Linked DNA regions of Homo sapiens: region 1 is linked to region 2. A link is an interaction called in ENCODE POLR2A ChIA-PET data of the cell type or tissue named here. Cell type or tissue: IMR-90. All regions are shown on one strand. Each heading gives the region's core, and the rest is flanking DNA. Links, peaks and the distances in the headings are about the cores only.

Evidence for each region. Peaks named below come from ENCODE experiments on the same cell type or tissue, not always from the same donor. Only the 100,000 strongest peaks of a DNase experiment are listed, where the experiment ranks them.
Region 1: POLR2A ChIA-PET joins it to region 2 with 10 read pairs; 2 of 35 experiments call an interaction of 5 or more read pairs at or near these places.

The regions. Positions count from the first base shown.
Region 1 is chr5:9,548,679-9,551,592 of GRCh38, reverse strand. SNHG18 (small nucleolar RNA host gene 18) reads right to left here. Exons shown (of 3, transcript NR_045196.2): 2 at 2,444-2,603; 3 at 1,295-2,291. SNORD123 (small nucleolar RNA, C/D box 123) reads right to left here and starts at 2,766; the gene lies at 2,679-2,766. In IMR-90, for the core only: no CTCF peak of the experiment used is centred there; a DNase peak (open chromatin) is centred at 1,442.
Region 2 is chr5:9,715,561-9,718,474 of GRCh38, reverse strand. The region is part of intron 5 of LINC02112 (long intergenic non-protein coding RNA 2112); the gene reads left to right. It also overlaps a transcript of TAS2R1 not described here. Among named protein-coding and RNA genes, the nearest start is that of TAS2R1, 87 kb to the right of the region's middle. In IMR-90, for the core only: no CTCF peak of the experiment used is centred there; DNase peaks (open chromatin) are centred at 1,454, 2,254 and 2,534; H3K4me3 peaks cover 424 bases; H3K27ac peaks cover 1,085 bases.

The DNA.
Region 1 (2,914 bases), core at 211-2,710, 170 kb after region 2:
CTCACTCTGTCACCCAGGCTGGAGTGCAGGTGCCTGATCTTGGCTCATTGCAACCTCCTCCTCCCCAGTTCAAGAGATTCTCCTGCCTCAGCCTCCCGAGTAGCTGGGACTACAGGTGCGTGTCACCATGCCAGGCTAATTTTTGTATTTTTAGTAGAGACAGGGTTTCACCATGTTGGTCAGGCTGGTCTCAAACCCCTGACCTCAGGTGATCTACTCACCTTGACCTCCCAAAGTGCTGGGATTACAGGCATGAGCCATCGCACCCGACCAGTGCCTGGTATTTCCACCATCACAATCAACTTCCAGGTGGGAATCCAGAAGTAGGAGAGAAGGACAGGAAAGACCATGCCCATTTAGTTGTCTGCCCCCTTTTACAAAGCCTATCTTAGAATCCTACTCCACTTATATCTTATTGGTTATGGCTGAGTTCTATGGCCTCACCTAGCTGCAAGGGAGTTTTTTTTTTTAAAGCCAAGTAGTTTCCAATTCAAATAAAATCAGGTCTGTGTTATTAACGGTAATGATGATGATGATGATGTATGTGTGAGGGGTGGGTGTGATGCTGCTGATTGGGGAATGATCACTGGAACTGGAGTCAGGAAGACGGTAAGAGGAGGTGTTGGTAGTTTGGGTGAGAGACACTGACACTGTGAATTATGGTAATGAGAATGGATTGGAAAGGAGGGCCTGAAACAACACTTGATGGAGGGCCCACTGGATGCTTGATGGCTCTTCTTTCTATGGATTTGCTCAGGAGACATTTTACTTTTGGGTTTAATTTCACTTAATCATCTTTTCATTAACTCAAGGTTATTTTGAGTTAATCTCTCTGGTAAATAATGAAGTAAACTAAGGCAGAGTAATCTGTGCTTCTAAATCTAAGCAGGATGAATATTATTTTTGAAAACATATTTCCAAAGGTACTTATTTTCCCCCAAAGCTCTATTTTCAAAGGCAGAGGAATAGAGAGGACATTGGTTAATAAGTATAAAACATATCTTTTTAAAAACAGTATAGCCATTCTTTGCTTATAGACATTCAAGATATATACAAGACTCAATGTCGGAAAATAACACCCTGGAAACCATCCAGAGGCTTCATCTCCATTACAAGCTATCTGTATTTTCTTCAGATATTCCAAAAATCTTTTAAACTTAGCATTTTTTTCTTCTCCCCAGACCACACTTATAAAAGATGACTTGGGCTTTTTTGACACAACAATTTTGTTTAAGCAAATTGAGTTGCTAGACAATATATCCAGAAATTTAACCAAGAGGACAAGGCAAAACACTTTCAGATTTCTAGAATCCTTTAATTGTCTGCACCCATAGCTGAAGTAAAATACAATATCTTATTAAAAGGCCCGTACTGAAAGAAGAATCAGTAAACTCTTCTTAAGAAGAGTCAGCTGCTCCTGCGAGTCAGCGCATCTTCTTAAATGCGTGCTCTGCTTCTGGTATCCTTGAGTCATTGCTTTAGCCAGGCTGCTTCCTTGAACTTGGCTGTGAGGTGGGGGAATGTGGTTCTCCCTTGAGAAATGGGTTCCAGAGAGCTCGAAGATGAGCAGAGTTTGCCTGGGTTAGGTGAGGTCCAGGTCATGCTGTGCCAACCTCTGGGAACATGTAGCAGTGGCAAAGTGCAACCCTCTGACCAGACATGGGCAGAGGCAGACTCTGACATTGGGTCTTGTATATATATGTGAGGCAGGCCCTGGTGGACTTGAGTGGAAGCTCAGACTGCAGAGTGGGGCACATGATGGGGTCCCAGGCTGTGCCTGGAGGAGCAGACTGACCTGGCCCTTCAGTTTAAGGGCCAGGAAACTGCACTTGCTATGCACATTTGTGCTCATTCTCATCTGTGCCTCAAGTATTTTCTGTCTAAGTTTCTGGGTGGCTCCTTTTTAGTAAAACTGGTCTGCTTAACTTTGCCAATAGAGTGGGCTGCCACACTAAAGAGGAATGCGTGTTTCTTGGGGTAAGAGAACCCTAAAGACGTTTTGGTGAAATCCAAGTGGAGGGGCTATTTCCCTAAAATCTCCCCACTTGTAGGTTCCTAATCCATCAAAAGAACCTGACAAAAGAAACCTGTCTGGGGGCAACACAGCATCACCTGTACCCATAATCATGTTTTCCCAATACTTTGAAGTAGGTGAGCAATAAAGCAGCCCTAGGCAATCTTAGTGAGACATCAAACTTCACGTCTTTGTACCAATGTTTAGCATTAGGAAAAAGACTGATGGGCCTGATCAGATGATCTTTCCATTTCTTCAGTTTTTAAATGTCATGGATCTAAAAGAATGGAAACAGGGGTAAAAAGAGAACACTTATGGAGGATGATTGTAATGCATCTCATTGGTAGGAAAATGCAGTTAAGATGTAAATGTCAAGAGGCCACGATTTCTGGATTGAGGTTTTTTTCTATAATTTTAATACAATCTTACCACATCTTAAAGACCACAGATACCCGGCTTTCCTTTGAAGGTCACTCATGGCCCACAGTCATGTCCTGATTTCTTCCAGGTGATGTTCTTTCCAGAAAGCCCCCCTCCCTGTTCCTCTGGTCTGAGATGGCAGCTTAGGGATGTGGCTGAAATTCAAGCACTAGGGAGGGAAGTAAAGACAAGACAAAATTGGTCAATTAGTGCAGAAACATAAATGATCTTTCATAGTTCCGAACAGAATTGAGGTGAATCAGGAAATGGATGGCATTTTTCAAGTCACATGAATCAGCGCCCCAGAATTCATCATTTTCACCAAGTGTTTTGTTGGTTTCTTCATTCTTTCACATTGTGTGCATGGCTCACCTAAAACAGTTTAGGGAAAGCTATATTTTACTTTGAAAAGATAACTAAATACTTTTGTTTGTTTAAAAATGATCATCCTTAGTTTTATAATGTGATGAGAAGCAGCTT
Region 2 (2,914 bases), core at 187-2,686:
AGCATCTTTTCATATGGTTCTAGGCCATGTATCTGTTTCTTTTAATGAATAGTTTTTCATGTGTTTGCCCATTTTTCTGTAGGACTTTTGGTTTTTGATCCTTGATTTTGCAAAGTGCCTTGTACATTAGTGACATTAATTCTTCTATTTGCAATGTATGTTGCAAATTTTTCTTCCATTTTGTCATTTAAAAATTTACTTATGGTGGCTGGGCGCAGTGGCTCACGCCTGTAATCCCAACACTTTGGGAGGCCAAGGTGGGCAGATCACAAGGTCAGGAGATCAAGACGATCCTGGCCAACACGGCGAAACACCGTCTCTACTAAAAATACAAAAAAAAAAAAAAAAATTGCTGGGCATGGTGGCGTGTGCCTGTGGTCCCAGCTACTCAGGAAGCTTAGGCAGGAGAATTGCTTGAACCCGGGAGGCAGAGGTTGCAGTGAGCCGAGATCAAGCCACTGCACTCCAGCGTGGCAACAGAGTGAGACTCCATCTAAAATAAAAAATAAAATAAAAAGAAATTTACTAATGGTGTAGTTATTCCATACAACCTTTTTTAAAATTTTAATTTATGCAAACAAACATATTAGTATTTTATTGCATTTAAATTTTAAGTCAGACCTAGCCTTTTACTATATACATAGGTTGTAGAAGAATTTATTTTTTTCTAGTATATGTCCTTTTATTTTTACATTTACATTTCTGATTCATTCAGAGTTCATTCTTATGTAGGGTTTGACGGATGGATCTACTTTTATGTTTTTCCAAATGGAAATTCTTTTTTTTCATCTTTTCCTTGACATTTTATTGTTTCTTTGATGTCAGTCTATTCATGTGCCAGTGCCACTCTGTTTTAATTGTGGGAAGTCTATATTATGTTTTAACATCTGGTAGCGGTATTATCCCTTTCTCACCCCCACCAAGTTATTCCTTTTTGATGTGTTCCTAGATATTCTTGTGTGTTGTTTTCTAATGTGTCTGTCTCCATTAAAAAGCTCCTTAGAATTTTTGTTGGTCTTGCACTACATTTATAAATTAGGGAGAACTGACATCTTGATAACACCGAGACCTCCAAATCAAGAGCAAGGGGTCTCTCCACTTATTCTAGTTTACTGTTGTGTTTCTGCAGGCTCCTTATTCCCCCTTCTTAAGTCCTTCTTTCCCGTCTCTGTCTCATCTCCAAGGAACATCAGATCTTTTCTTTAGATCTGATTATCCCCCACAAGTAGTATGTTCTGAGGCCACCCCTTCTGGCCCCACCCACTCTCCAGTGCCTTCCTATGCATCTCCAAGTCCTGACTGGTATTGGGTTGTTTTGCATTGTCTATTTCATTTCCTCTTTCTAGGGTGAGTTTGTGCTTCCTCGTGGCCCTCTGCTCCCTCTGTTTATTTTCTTAGCTCTTTTCTGCTTCCCTCTCTGCTCTCTGCATCCACAGGCTCTTAGCAGCTATGAGTAGGTGGTGAGAGTTCTGTTGGAATTTGTTACTTTCAGGCAATTTGAAGGTTGCAGTGTTCTCTGTTGTCTGGTCATGCTGAAGGCATGAGTCCTGTGTGGTTTTATCTGTCTTCCGTATCGATCGTATGGCTGGTTTGGTAGGCAGGCTGAGACTCAGAATTAGCTCACCCTCGTCTTCTAAACCCTGAGGACCATATTTTAACAAGCTTGACTTCTAGGTAAATCCAGAGCTGGATTTCAAGTCAAAAGTTGTCATTTTTTCCCCTTCAGAGAAAGACTTATGCATGATCATAGATTACAGTACAAAGAGAAGGTACAAATTCAGCTTATGAGGAATTCTGTACCCCTAGAGAAAAGGGCTTGTTTGGAGAAATTTTGAGAGCAGAAATGGGGGAACTCATTAGTCTAGGTTTGGGTGATTATGAGAAAAAGAGGTTTGGAAGTAACTGTAAGCATATATATATATATATATAATATATGTACTGTTTACAGACTTGGTAGAATCTGGATTGGCTGAAATCGATTGTTGTCTCTGGGTTTTGTCCCACTATATTGTTGTAGGACTTTCTCCTTAGTTAGCTAAAAGCAGGGTCCTTGTCACACAACCATGAAAAATTAGGCTCAGAGACACTTTGAAGGGTGAGAAAAGCAGGGTTTATTGGGTGAAAAGGGAAAAAAGGGAAACAGGGACTCTCAGCAAAACCAGAGTCCTGCTAGCTGGCTTCCTGCCTCACAGATTGAATCCCAGTTTCCCCACCCCAGAACAAGAGAGGCCAGGCTCCTCCCTGCTGCAAAATGGCACAGACTTCCCGAGGCTCCTCCCCAGCGCACATTCCTCCCAGTGACCAGGCTGGTTGAAGTTTCTCCAGGGACCTCTTTACACTTGCCTGTCTCAATACTAGAATAATTTGGGTACCTAAGTCACATTGTATTGAAGCCAATGTGATAGCCACAAAGAGATGGAGCAGAGGAGCTAGAGAGTCCTCTCTCCACCTTCCACGCCTTGGTAATTGGCAGTAAAAGAGTATGTGTCACTCCATTTGGAGGCTCCGAAATAACATAATCGTATGTAGCTGGTTTTTTGTGGCCTCTGAAGGCTGAAGTATATAAACAGGAAATGGCTTTACTTTTCTCCCACTTATATTTCAATCTTGCTCTGTTGGCTTTCCCTTCCCTGCTCACTGAAGGCATCTCAGGGAGATTCGTTCATAGCCTTCTTGATGCTCTGGCTCAGTTTGTAAGAGGAGATTCACTGTCAGGTATTAACAATCTAGGTAGAGGGAAAGCTTCAGTCTCCCATCCAGTTCAAAGCTCTTCTGTTCCCTGGCTTGGGGTCTCCTTCCTTCTCCTCACCTCTCTAGGGCAGGGGTTGGGGGAAAACAGACTGGAGGAAAGAGGACAAGTCTCCTGTACATGAGGCTGTTGAAACCCACCTGTCCTGTCCCCTATGCATGTGGC